2 separate regions of the Homo sapiens genome follow, and region 2 is linked to region 1. The links are chromatin contacts, found by Hi-C or POLR2A ChIA-PET in ENCODE. All regions are on one chromosome and are shown on one strand. The core of a region is the stretch at or near the end of the contact, and the rest is flanking DNA. Distances in the headings are between cores, read along the strand shown. Region 1 holds the start of FKTN-AS1 (FKTN antisense RNA 1). Region 2 overlaps SLC44A1 (solute carrier family 44 member 1).

Evidence for each region. A loop is a pair of places that touch in the nucleus more often than their neighbours do. ChIA-PET counts read pairs that join two places held with the same protein, here RNA polymerase II (POLR2A). Pooled maps may share reads with other maps.
Region 2: a loop to region 1 is called in a pooled map, with 2.1 times the contacts of the local background. The contact joins the enhancer-like site here to the promoter of FKTN-AS1 in region 1. A Hi-C loop is called at or near these places in 1 of 50 pooled maps. POLR2A ChIA-PET finds 5 or more read pairs at or near these places in 2 of 52 experiments (activated CD4-positive, alpha-beta T cell and activated T-cell).

What each region holds. Positions count from the first base shown.
Region 1 is chr9:105,554,008-105,561,131 of GRCh38, forward strand. FKTN-AS1 (FKTN antisense RNA 1) reads right to left here and starts at 4,299. Exons shown (of 3, transcript NR_184141.1): 1 at 3,763-4,299; 2 at 3,107-3,168; 3 at 28-336. FKTN (fukutin) reads left to right here and starts at 4,124. Exons shown (of 11, transcript NM_001079802.2): 1 at 4,124-4,158. RefSeq lists enhancers at 3,985-4,034, 4,195-4,384.
Region 2 is chr9:105,314,785-105,321,908 of GRCh38, forward strand. All of the region lies in intron 3 of SLC44A1 (solute carrier family 44 member 1), which reads left to right. Among named protein-coding and RNA genes, the nearest start is that of SLC44A1, 74 kb to the left of the region's middle. Within about 2 kb of position 4,332, at least 4 of the 41 ENCODE cell types and tissues checked have a DNase peak (open chromatin) inside an H3K27ac peak, as active enhancers do.

The sequences.
Region 1 (7,124 bases), core at 3,049-5,548:
GACGATTATGGAGCACGGACACAAAGGTGAGGTTAGAGTGAAAGTTTAATAAGGTGAAAGAAGAAAGCTCTCTGCCAGCAGAGAGGGGGTCCCGAACGGGAGTGCCCATCATGAGGCTGGGGTCCAGGTTTTTATGGACGGAAGGGGAAGGAATGTGCTTAGTCTGGGGGCTGTCTTGGCGAATGCGTGACTCGGCTTGGCCCGGGACCAGTCAGGAGGTGAAATGATTCATAGATGCTGCTTAGCTTGGCCCAGGACCTATCAGAAGCTGAAGTGAAGTGTGGCCGAGGACCAATCGGGCTGAGGTGATGATACACAGCAGCTGGACTTACAGTCCTAACAAAGGAAAGTAGAGCGCCCATAGGAACTTACCAGAGCCCACTGTGCCCATGCCTACAAAAGGGGAATAAACTTTTCCTGGGAACCTGCTGACAATACAAAGGACCAAGGCATTTCTATGCCAGGCCTTGTTCCCTTATCTGAGTGAGCTGGAGGTTTGTGCAAGTTTTTATCCAAATGGGCCGTAGGTTTTTCCATCTGTGCAGTCATGGGCATGTCTCCAGGCACAACACCCTGTGCTAGTTCCCTTATTGGTGCCTGCAGCTTTTTTCCCAGGCTGCTTTTTATATTATCTGGGGATAAGGCACTGACTCATGAGCCAGGGGCTCTCCAGGACCCTTCTCTTGTTACCTACCTAAGGTAAGCTAACTAACCGGATCCCCACACTCTTGCTGTGCCTCTCTTCATGGGATGAAAAATTGAGGAGCCAAGGGACTATGCCTACTTGGAATCCATGTTCCTTTACCCACAGAATTCTATACTATGTTATCAGCCAGAACCCCAGGATTCCTTGCCTCATCAGCCTGAAGCTTGCTTCCAGGATATGTGCAGGCCTTTTGTCCAAATCCATCCTGAAAAAAGACTACTACAGATGTATATACCCCTATGGCTGGCAGTTTGTGGGAAGTACAGATGAAGCTTGGATGTGCAGACTGAGTTGTCCACATGCATGCATGATAGGCCCCTGTGGCAGGCTTAAGCTAGAAGTAAAAAGAGACCCAGGGGATCAGGGAAGGGCAGGCCAACCTAGTATCACTTTCTAGTACACTTCTGAAGAATCTGCGAATCGCATATTTGAACCTAGATTTCTGTTCCTTGAGAATACATGTTAAAGTAGAAGAGTATAACATTTTATTTGTTGGTTAACGCTCAGCTATTTAGACACTGAAAATATGTCAGGGTTGGCTTTCATTTGTATTCTTGGCCCAGACCCTACAAATGTTAGGAGTCGGCCAGGATCCTTACATGTGTGCACAGCTGAGTGGTTTATAGAACATGAATATTTACTTGTAAGAGAGGCTGTTTTTATGCATCCTTGTACCCACTCTTTCAGCTGTATTTGCTATCCAGATTAAAGCATACTGACTTGACGTTTGCCATGAGCTGAGGGCTCACATTTGACCTTTCAGTATGCTTGATAAGTAACACTGCCACCAGTTTAGTTGTATATTTACCTTCAGTTATGTTTGTTCCCAAACCTGCTTATGTAGGTGGTAGTCACTGTTGTAGTCATGTAAGTATGTAAACCAATTATATAAATATATAAACCAAAATAAATATGAAATGAGTATGAAAAGGTACTTATAAGAAAAGTACGAGAACCATTAGAGATGAAGAGTTTAAAAAGTTGCAAAGTTAGTTGTGGCCAAAGTAATTGTGAGTGATAGGGGAAGATTTTTAAAAATAAATTCCAGGACTCCAAATTTATATTCCTTCACTTGTATCTTTAAGTTCCTGGTCCATTTTACAGAAACAGAAACTACAAATGATGGATGATGCATTATGTCTATGGTTTTGTAAGAAAAACAGTGAGATACTCTAATCAGCTGGTCCATGCTTAAAATGAACTTAGTTCAAAACAGAAGATTGGCCATTGTAACCCTCTACTGAAACTGCCTTTTTGAGAAGGTTTATTCAGAACTAGATTTGTTATACACTTGGAAAGTATTTATTTCTAAGAACCTGATAATTTTTCCCTTTTCCTGTTACTTTTAATTATAATTTCCAAATATACAGAAAAGTAGAAAGCCAGTGCTTTGTGCTCATCACCTAATCAATTGTTAACATTTTGCCATGTTTGTGCTATCTATTTTGTTTTAAAATGTCACCTGTAAGTATGCTATATGCATCCATGATGGCTTTTAAAAACAGCCACATTCTGTTAACATTCTTAGCAAAATTAACAGTAATTCTGTACTATTATCTAATGGATCAGTCCATACTAAAATTTCAGTTGTCTCAGAAGTATCTTTTTACAGTTATCTTGTTCAAATCAAGATCTAGACAGGGTCCACACATTGTACTCCGTTACATCTCTTAAATATTTGATTTTACAATAGTTCCCTCTGCTTTTAAATGCCATTTATGAAAAAAACTGAGGAATTTGTCTGGTAGAATGTCCCGTTTTCTGAATTTAGTTGCTTCTCTATATCCTGTATTAGATCTAGAGTTTGAGTAAATGCAGGTTCAATTTTTAGGCAAGAATCCTTCACAGGTGTGGCTGTGTACTTTCTATCACATCAGGAAGTACATAATATATGCTTGTCCCAAATTTAGTGAGATTAAGATCAGTGGGTTTAGGTGATGCCAGTCTATTATAAAGTTCCCCATCAACCTTTCACCTTAATTTTATCATCTATTGATGTTGCCCTTTCGATTATTTTATTAGGAGTTACAAAATCGTGATTGTTTTATCATCCTCCATTTATTAGCTGGAACTCTTATAAGTACTTTGGTTACACTAAAATTCAATTCATACAAGAAAGGCAGGATAAATGCTTGATGTTTTCCCTTATCAAGTTTTAGAATATTTAATCTTCAACTTGGCAATCTTCAATCACGACTGAATTTTATTTTTTAAGGAGTCATTATAAACTCAAGAATTTTTATATTTGATGTGTTTCAATCAATAGCAAGTATGTGATGCTCAAGTTTTCCCATGTCCCATCACGTTAGCACCTGTGTTAATGATGCCATTAAGCTTTGATAACTTACTTCCTCTTGGTGTAACCTTCCACTTTTTTTTATTAACCTACTGAGTACCTACCCGTTCTGAGTGCATTGGATGAGAGGACTTCAACAGTAAGCTTGTATGTGCATAGGAAATTTCTGGAAGGAAAAACAAAAAGTTGGTAAATGTCATAACCTGTAGGAAGTGAGGAAGATTTTTTCTTCCTTTTCTTTCTGTACTGATAGAATTAAAAACAAAGCTTAGAAAACAAATATATGATGGGAGTATTTTCCGTTTTGTAGAAATAAATTATAATTACAGTAACTGGTTTAGTGAATTATGGTTTTCAAAAATTTATAAGAAGATTAATATCTGAGCCTTAACAACCACCTTTTGGATTACACCGTTAAAAGAACCAAAGTGAGAGGATCGCTTGAGGCCAAGAGTTCGAGACCAGCCTGGGCAAGATGGTGAGGACGCCCTCCCCCCCACCCCCGCCACACCCCGCCCTGCTAGCCCCCAACGTCTCTACAAAAAAAGAAAAGAAAAAAGTTAATCAGGTACAAAATTGTATCCAGCCTTAAACTGGAGGGCAACAGGTCGCTAAATCTTGAATGTCATAAAGGCACCTCAACTTCATGAGGAATAGTGAACGCAGCTGCTATTTTCCACTCTATCCCCTAGCTCTACTAATTGTATCCAAACCAAACTTCAGGGAGTTATGCTGAATCCCTCTAGCAAAGCACACGCACTAAAAAAACCACTCGTTTATCAGAAGTTCACATTTAACGGGCTTGGAAAACGGCTCAGCTGCTGCCTCCAGTTCATCTTCCGCTGTCGAAAGCGTTTCAGAACTTAAACTCTCAGATTGCCTCAGTGCGCTGCTGTAGTTGTCAATTAGGCAAGAGATAAAAAAGGGCTTTGGCTAAGTGGCTAGATTATAAAAGCGAGGAATCGCCAGGGCTCAGTGAACTTCTGGCGGTGAGGATGCGACAAGAGTCACAGGAAAGCCGAGGCTGGGGCTGGACCGTGGGAACGTCCCAGCAGGAACCAAGCCAGCCTCCGCCGCTCAGCACTTGACGGCGGCTTTTGCGGCGGTTGCTGTGAGTGCCGTAAAGCGGAGCGGCTGCAGCCTGCTGTTGAGTGAGGTAAGGTACGGGAGGCTCAGGTCGGTACCCGGGGATGGGTGGGCGCCTTCAGACAGGTACCGCTGGCGACTCGGGTGCCCTTACCGGGCATCCTCCAGCATTCTGGGCACCTGCCTACCCCTTGGTGAGGAGGCCGGCCACAGGCTGAGCGCGCTCCGGGCTGGGTACTCCTCAGTCAGTCCACGAGCATCGCGTGGTAGACTTCCACTTGGCCAGTCCTTCCCGCACTTCTGGGCGTGTCATCAGGTGAAATCTTAATCCTGGGACAGATGAAAGGTTGGAGGACGATCGAGACTCTTGTAGTAGCCGGGTTAGGGTAGTGACCCCTGACCTCAGGTTATCCGCCCGCGTTGGCCTCTCAAAGTGCTGAGATTACAGCCGTGAGCCACCGCGCCCGGCCTGAAATTTACAATTTCTCATTTAACATGAGGTAAGCCACATTTCTCTTGGCTTCAGTTTTGTCAGATGTGGAAAAAAAAAAAAAAGGACCTAGATGATATATCAGATTCTTTATGCTTTTGAAGATAGCACGTTTCCAGTCGGTAAAAATCAAGCTGTGAACAAATGACAAAGTGAATGATAGAGCAGTATATTAGAAATTGGGCAGATGGAAGCCCAGTAGAAAAGGCTGTGTTTGAGCTAGACTCTGAGGATAAATAGGGTTTGAACGATTGGAAACCATCTCTGTTGGGCCATGGACAAAGATATCAAATGCAGGAATAAGCATTTATATTTTAGCGATTCTATTTGTGGACATAAGTTTAGTGAGGGTAGAGGATTTGGGAAGGCTGGCATTGAACGGTGAAAGAACTCTTAGTGGAAAGGAAGTGCAGGGTGTTCTGACAAGGAAGAAGAAAGGAACCGGGGAAATGCCGAAAGAACAATACGCAGGACTTGATTTCTTGGATCTGGGTGATGATATTTTTAACCTGCGTTTCTAAAAAGTAAGTTTAAGTGCTGTTGGCAAAAATGGGAATTCTGTTGAATTCCAGCATGCAATAGTGTACTGGGAATAAAGTGATTTAGATCGTAGAGTGCTGAGGTTGCCAATAACTAGCCTCTTGGCTGTCATTTAATTCTTCTAGAGCCTATTCTCCATAAGGTGATGTTGGGCCAGCTGATCTCTCTTCTCTAAAGCCTGTAAAACTAGAGACTGTGAGGATGGAGAGCTAGTTACTTTCTTCTGGACTGGGAGAGGACGATAGTTGACAGAGAATAAAATTGTTAATTTTGGGGCTGGACGCGGTGGCTCACGCCTGTAATCCCAGCACTTTGGGAGGCTGAGGCGGGTGGATCACCTGAGGCCAAGGAGTTCGAAACCAGCCTGGCCAACATGGTGAAACCCTATCTCTACTAAAAATACAACAAATTAGCCGGGTGTGGTGGCGGGCGCCTGTAATCCCAGCTACTCCTGAGGCTGAGGCAGGAGAATCGCTTGAACTTGGGAGGCAGAGGTTGCAGTGAGCCAAGATCAGGCCACTGCACTCCGGCCTGGGCAACAAGAGCGAAACTCTGTCTCAAAAAAAAAAAAAAGTTAATTTTGAACATGTTAAATTTGAGGTGAGGTGCAGGAAATAGAGTTGAAAATATAGGCAGATAGAGTGCATGGACTGTAATTTAAATAGTGTTTTCTCTCACAGGTGGTAGTTAAAATCTTGAGAATGGATTTGGTTTCAGGGAGAGATTGTAGAGAGAGTAACTATAGGCCATACCCACAGAGAGGAGGTTGGAGAAATTATTGAAGGAGGCATGTGGATCTCAGAGCTAAGAGCAAGGAAGGAGTTCTTTTTAAAAAAGTTACATATAGTTGTAGATTCTCAGGGGCCCAGTGTTGTTATTAAGCTAATTTAACAGCATTTACAGCAAATAATAAGCACCTACTTCTGGGAATTCTGGCAGAAAATAAATAATTCAAATAGATATAATCTCCACTGCCTAATTGTCTACCCAGAAGTGGTATCATTTACATATTTATTTATTCAACAAATATTTATATGTTTCAAGCACTGCTGGTTCTAGGGATATAACGACGAGCAAGGTAGACATTGTTCTTATCCTCCCTGCATGTAAAGCCCTTAGCATCTACATCAGTGCTTTTCAAATTTTAATGTACATATGAATCATCTGAGGATTTTATTAAAATGTAGATTATGAATCAGTAGGTGGGGGCTGAAAATTCTGTATTACTAACAAGCTCCAATGTGATACTGATGTTCTTAGGACCATACTTTTAAGTGACAAGAATCTAGATCCTGTTTAGCAAATATGGCCGTTATTAAGCCACTACCACTACCCATCATCTGTTTCTCCTAGGATAAAATAATTTTACTTCTTATGAAAATAATATATGCTTATACAAATATTGGAACAATATAGAAAAGTGTAAAGAACCATGTAAAAATCACTCCTAATTCTCCCTACCCAGAGATAACCATTATTAATATTTTTGGGAACATTCATCCAGATTTTACATATGTACATACATTCACAATTTAAGTGTTGCACTAAGTACATGTCACACTCTAAGCCCTGTGTTTGATTCTATTTGCTGTATGATTTTATTAAGATAAATACCCAAGTGTCCAGAACCAAGCAATTAAGTACTTGCATTCTTGAGGGAGCCACTTAAAAATAATTTGGGGGCCAGGCACGGTGGCTCACGTCTGTAATCTCAGCACTTTGGGAGGCCAAGGTGGATGGATCACGAGGTCAAGAGATCAAGACCATCCTGGCCAGCCTGATGAAACCCTGTCTCTACTGAAAATACAAAAATTAGCTAGGCTTGGTGGCACATGCCTGTAGTCCCAGCTACTCGGGAGGCTGAGGTAGGAGAATCACTTGAACCTGGGAGCGGAGGTTGCAGTGAGCTGAGATTGTGCCACTGCACTCCAGCCTGGCAACAGAGCAAGAATCCGTCTCAAAAAACAAAAAAAAAAACAAAACAAAAAACAAACTTTGGGAGCCGG
Region 2 (7,124 bases), core at 3,082-5,581, 240 kb before region 1:
TTACCAGATTACCTAGTAAAAACAGAATCAGAGTGTGAGTTTTACTTCTTTCTCTTAATTGTTCTCATTGGCAAGATACTCAAAGTTTAAAATGTATGTGCTAAAACAATCCTTGAGATCATATTACAGGTGAAGAAACTGAGTCTAGGAAACATGAGTGACTTGATGGAGACAGACCAGCACTCAATTCTCACCCTCAGTCGGTGCTCTTCGCATCATACACTAAAATAGATCTGGTGAGCTGTATGGTAATTCCAGTTTCCCACCTTTTTTGCTTTGGGAGTTTCTCCCTCCTAACGTTTAAAGATGAAAGAAATTTTTAGGGGAACTTGACGAGTCCCCATTCACATTAAAAAAACTTTGAAAGGCACCAAAGCCCTTATACAATCTAGGAAGGCTTTGAGTAATTTGAAGGCAATTTTGTCTATTTCTTTCTCTGTCAAATAAAGAATATGAATTGTGATGATGAACTGCGTTTTTTTGTTTGTTTTTTTTTTTTTTTTACCATTTGTATGTTTTCAATATTTACTGAAAAATACTTAGCTTCAAATTGATAGTAGGGTTTTTTTAAGTAAGATAATTGATTGTTTAATAAACAGTGGTCTTATTTTAAGGAAACTCCATATTTGCAATATCTACACATATACAGAATAGGACTTTAGTGGCCACTGATCACCTTCTTTAAAGTCATAGTCCTGTATCTTTAGTGTCTCTGGTTCAGTCTACCCCGTGATCACATATTAACTTATGCAGAGGATTATTTAGGGGATTGTACCAATATGAAAACTGTGCTCACACTTTAAATGATTGCCAAACTTTCTGGGCCTATACTATACCACATAACCATCTATTTTAGGGAGAATATTATTCTTTAATTAGCATGTAAAACATGCCTCTTTTGAAGACTTTTTAAAGAGTTACTGAATCTTATCGACTGTGCATACCTGTTCCTGTTTGAAAAAGAACTAGAAAAATATAGATAAAATATGCTAAAATATTTGCATGGAAGATCCTCTTATCAGCTAAGCACTTGTACAGTGTTTCATTATGTGACTAGGACTTCTCTTCCTCGTGATGACTTAAATCATATTGCTGTTTACTGAGTGACTATCCTTCACCTTTTTTGAAAATTATGTTTATTATTTTATTTAGCCCTCAGCAAATATTTATGGAAAATCAGCTGTGTCCTACAGACCACTATTACGAATACTAAAATAACAAGCGACCTAAGTGGTTGAAAAAAGCGTTTGGTTAAATTCATTCATTCATTCATTTGTGAACTCTGTTTCCTGGCCATCTTCTTTGAGTTAGGCACTTGAGATTATAGTCTTGAGCAAAATAAACATACTTTTTTTTTTATCTCATGGGAATTACAGTTTTGTGGAGACAACAATAAAATCATCATACAATCACAAATTATTATAGCTATAGGAAGCGTTTTGAAGAGAGAGGTGTAAGGGTATGAGAGGTTATAATGGGAAGGCCATGAGAAAGGTTACAATGGGAGGTCCTGGCCCGGTCTTAGATACTGTGGAGTCAGTAAAAATGATGCTGTAGAAGTATGTCCATAGCATGCAATATATGCATAACATTATTAAGGGAAAAATGAATTGCAAACCAGTATGTACAGCATGATTTTATTTATAAATGTAAAAATATACATGTACATAGAAAAGTATAGAATGACATGAAAATGTCAACAGTGTGATTAGCTGTTGAATTATGGATGGTTTTAATTTTATACTTATCTCTTTTTTCCTAAGTTTTCTATAATCGATATATACATTACTTGGGTAATGGAAAAAAAGGATAAAAAGACATCTGTAGTCCCTGTGCTTGAAGACCTTGCATTCTAGTGGGGAAGACAAAATACATAGAGAAATTATGACAGTTCAGTGATGAAATGTCATGTAAAAGTGTTGTCTATTGAAAGCTGAGTGACTCCACTTTCCTGAGTTCCTAACAGCAGGCTGGTGGGGAGAGGAAAAGAAGGCAATTTGGTGATAGTACTGGAACCACCATTGTATTACTTTCCTAATGTTGCTGTAACAAATTACCATAAAGTAAGAAGCTTTAAACAATGAAGTTCTGTAAATCGGAAACTGAAGCAAATTCATTGCTTTTAACAACGAAGTTCTGTAAATCAGAAGTCTGTGCACAGCATGGCTTAGCTGGTTGCTGTGGGTTTTGAAGGCTGAAATCAAAGTGTTGACAGGGCTGTGATTTTTTTCTTGAGGTTCTAGGGAATGAATCCTCTTCCAAGCTCATTGAGGCTATTGACAGAATTCAGTTTCACATGGCTGTAGGACTGAGTTCCTATCTCCTTGCTGGCTATAAACTGAGAGTCAGTTTCAGCTTCTGGAGGTAACATATATTCTATAGCATATATTCTATGGCTCATGACTCCCATCCTCCAGCAAAATTGGGTCAGATTCTCAGTCTTGAATCTCTCTGACCTCCCCTTAGGGCAGCATCTTGGTTGCAGGTTGTACATATGAGTTGAAGACTCTCAGCCAGTGACAGGGTTTCAGGGACAGGGTAATTTTAGGCAGAGTTTTGGAGCCTCATTTAGGTATAAAGATGCTAACTAAATTTTCAGAAGGTAAGTTTATGGAGATGTCTTTGAAAATATTTTTTGTCATATTTTGGGGGTTCAAGGCAGGGCTTGCATTTTATCAGGGTAAAGTCAAGTAAAGTCGGCTGTGGAAGGATGGTACACATAATGGTGATTGGACGAAGAGGTGACTAGATGGTTATGAGGGTTTGGGGACTGAGAGGTGGCTCCAGGAGCCCATCTTCTAGTGAAGATGGAATTCTGATTAGAATACCAAGCTTGGTTCTCACTGTCTGAGGAATAGTGTGGTTGAGTCTACAGGTTGGAATTCTTGTTGGCCATCCTAAAGCCCAGAGAAGACTGGCACACACAGGAAGGTGCTCCTGACTCTATCTTGTACTCCTGACTCTATCTTGTGGAGTTGTAGAAGCTCAGAAGAAGAGAGGTATACATTTGTCCATTGGACTAATTCTTAAGTTTTACAGAGTATTCTCCCTACCTGTTGTCAAGGTATTCCTCAGAGCAGCCCAGTAGATCACCTACTTCTTCCCACACTTAGGGATACGTTTAAACAAATGGAGATGCTCTAAGCCTTTGATGAATTTGGCTTTGCTTTGAGGGAAAGCACTCCTCTCTCTGTCTCCTGTCAGTACTCTCTGATTCTAACTCTAACCTACTGTCACTCCCACTTTAGCATAAAGTGGAAAAGAGCAGCCTAGATAGATACCTCACATAAACTTGTATTTGAGAACTTATTTCCTCCCAAATTTACAAGCATTTGGAAATAGTAACATCTGTGACGTTCTAAATGAAAACTTATTGTATTATTTATACAGGTTTTTTTGTTTGTTTGTTTTTTGAGATGGAGTCTCGCCCTGTCACCCAGGCTGGAGTGCAATGGGCAAGATCTCAGCTCACTGCAACCTCCGCCTCCCGAGTTCAATAGATTCTCCTGCCTTAGCCTCCCAAGTAGCTGGGATCACAAGCACCTGCCACCACACCCAGCTAATTTTTGTATTTTTAGTAGAGATGGAGTTTCACCATGTTGGCCAGGCCAGTCTTGAACTCCTGACCTCAATGTTCCCCCCACCTCAGCCTCCCAAAGTGCTGGGATTATAGGCGTGAGCCACTACACCCGGCCTATACAGTTTTTTTCCTAAACTTTCATTCCCTCTCATGGAAAATATTAGAAGTTGTAAAGACGCTAACTAAATTTTCAGAAGGTAAATTTATGGAGATTTTTTTGTCATATTTTGTGACCATACTACTCTTAAGCCTAAATTTTTAAACTCTTTACAAAGGTAACATCTGTATTGCTAGTGCATTTCTGCCTTTAGGATAATACTTGCTGTGGAAAATACTGCGAGCAATTTGAAAGAGGAGATCCAGCTACGTACCTTAGAAAATGCGGGAGTTCAAAGTCAAAATGTTTTGCCAATTCTAAATAGGGAAGTGAAAACCTGTTTAACAGAATTAGATGACATGTATGCAGCTAGGCGGCAAGGAAGGGATGATTGGTTTTTCTCCGTGTTGTTTGACTAGGTGTATATGTTTGCCATGTCTAAGTTAAACAGCTGGTACAAATGCTCAATCTGAAGTCTCACTACTTGAGTTGGTTCTAGGTTACCTGACACCTGTGAAGATTTTTACAAGCTTTAGTCATTGTTCATGAGCTGATAGACAATGACCTTTGTAATATACTTCAGGTAATTATTAACTGCTTCAACTATGAGTTTGATGGCAATCAAGTGGGTTTGCCACCCACTTGTGTTTACCTGGGTGTCAGAGTTGAGGGCATCTAAGAAGTTAGAGGGCACACAGTCCACACACAACCACCCTTATATCTGACCCCAATTGCAAGATCAGGGGTCCATAAAACCACCTATTTCCTGGCAAATTATTTGCCAGGAAGACTTGCAGAACTCACTGAACGCTACTGTACTCATGGTTATGGTTTATTTTTAGGAAAGGATATAGAGTAAAATCAGCCAACAAAAGGAGTGCATGGGGCAGAGCTTCCATTGTTGTCTCCCTTGGGGAGAGTGGAGTACACGGAGTCCGAGCACAGTACTTTCTCAGTGTCAGTGTGTGACAATACACAGAGTATGGCTAACCAAAGAAGCTCACCTAAGCCTCAGTGTTCATAATTTTTGTTGGGACTCCATTATATGGCTGACTCAGGCTCCAGTCTCCAGCTCCTCTGGTCAATTTGATACCATGTGATCCCAAACTCTTAATCTAAACAACATTGTTGGTCTTTCTAGGGTGGTCGACGCCCACCCTAAATAGTATGTGGAGTGGTCTACCCCAACCCTAAAACACATTGTTAGACTTCTGTGACCCAAGAGCACCAAGTAAACAAAGACACTCCTATAAGGCTTAGAAATTAACTCCCAGAAGTGAAGGGCAAAGTCCAGATCTCTTTCTGAGTAAGGTTAAATTCTTACTACACACTGGGGCTCATTAAATTAAATTGGATTTTGTAAAGTCGATTTTCAGGAAGAAATTTAAAAATATTTCATTGTTATAGTTTTGTTGAGTTATAACTTACATATAGTAAAATTTACTCATTCAAGTGTAGTTTGAATTTGGTAACTATATGCAGTCATGCATCCTCCATCACAATCCATACTTCTTTTGCTCTTAGAAAATTACCTTGTGCCCCTTTGTAGTCAGTCCTTGCCCCCATTCTTGTCCCTAGACAACCACTGATCTGCTTTTCGTAGTATAGTTTTGTTTTTTCTAGAATGTCATATACAAATAATTATATATTATGTAGTATTTTGTGTCTACCTTTTAAAACATATAATAATGCTACTGAGATTCATGCATGTTGTTAAATACATCAGTGGTTAGTTCCTTTTAAATTACTGAGAAATATTCCATTGTGTGGCTATAACACAGTTTATCTGTTCACTAGGTTTTTTGCCATTTGGGTTATTTCAATATTTAACTTTTTTTTTTTTTTTTTTTTTACTATTGTGAGTAATACTGCTTTAACAATTTGTGTATGTAATTTAATATATTTCATTACTCTTGAAGAGTTAGATATATAGCATTGAGATTGCAGAGTCATGTGGTGAGGATGTTTAACTTTATAAGAAATTATCAAGCTGTTTCCCAAAGTGGTTGCTGCACTATTTTGCATTCCCACTACAATAGTAGGAGGGTTATATTTGCTTCACTTCCTCCTAACATTTTGTATTATGAGACTTTTTGTTATTTGTTACATTTTATTTTATTTTATTTTTTTTAGAGATAGGATCTCACTATGTTGCACAGTTTGGAGTGCCATGGCTATTTATTGGCATGATTATAGCACGCTACAGCCTCGAATTCCTGGCCTTAAGTGACCCTGAGGCTCCCATATAGCTGGGACTATAGGTACAGTCCCATGCATGTCACCATGCATGTCTCTGTTCTTTTTATTCTTAGCCATTCTAGTGAATCTGTAGTGGTATCTCACTGTGGTTTTAATTTGCATGTTTCTAATGACCGATGATGTTGACCATCTTTTTAAGTGCTGGTTGACCATCCATCTGTTTTCTTTTGTGAAGTATTCATATCTTGCATATTTTAAAACAAACTGGTTAGTCTTAATGAGTTATGAGCACTAAATCTGTATACAAGACCTTTGTTAGGTAAGTGTTTTGCAATTATTTTTTCTAATCTTTGGTTTGCTTTTTGTTTTCTTAGTGACATCTTTTGATGAGCAAAAGTTTTACATTTTGATAAAGTTGAATTTGTTTGTTTTTATTAATGGCTCATGTTTTTTGTGTACTATCTGGGAAATTACTGCCTTACCCCAAATTCACAATGATTTTTTTTTGTGCTTTCTACTGAAAGTTTTTTAGTTAGCGCTTATGTTGATATATATGATTCATTTTGATTTAATTTTTGATTATGGTGTGAAGAAAAGGTCAAGGTTTATCTTTTTTCTCCCATACAAAAATACAGTTATTCCAGAAGCATTTATTGAAAAGACTATCTTCCCCATTGAATTACTTTGCCACCTTTGTCAAAAATAGATTTTGTTATAGGTTTGATGGCATGAAAGGAGGCTGATGGAGTTTCTAGTAATAGCAGCTACCAGTATTATGGAGAAATAGAAATAGTTTACCTCAAATTAAATAAGCAAGGACATCATCTTTTTAATAGCACTATTTTAAATAACTAGTTGCAGCAAATCATAATAAAAGAGATAACTAGAATATGTATAGGTAGTTAGAAAGAAAAATAATACTATTTGCCAGTGACAAGGGACTATAACCTGGAATGTTTAGGAGATTCAACAAAAACGTATCTTGAAATGAGGCGCTTAAATTATAGGTTATAAAGCAGATGCCTAACTAAAGTCAGTCGTTTGTCTTATCAGTGCACAGAAAATACAATGAAAAATATAATACTTGTTTTATTAAAATAAAATCTAACAGGATATATGTGGGACCAAATACAGAGAGTTATAGTATTTTAATTAAAAAAAAAAAACAAGAGAGATATAATCTACTTCTGGTTGAGTAGTCTTAATATAGTAAAGATGACAATACTAACAAAGTTATTATATAGATTT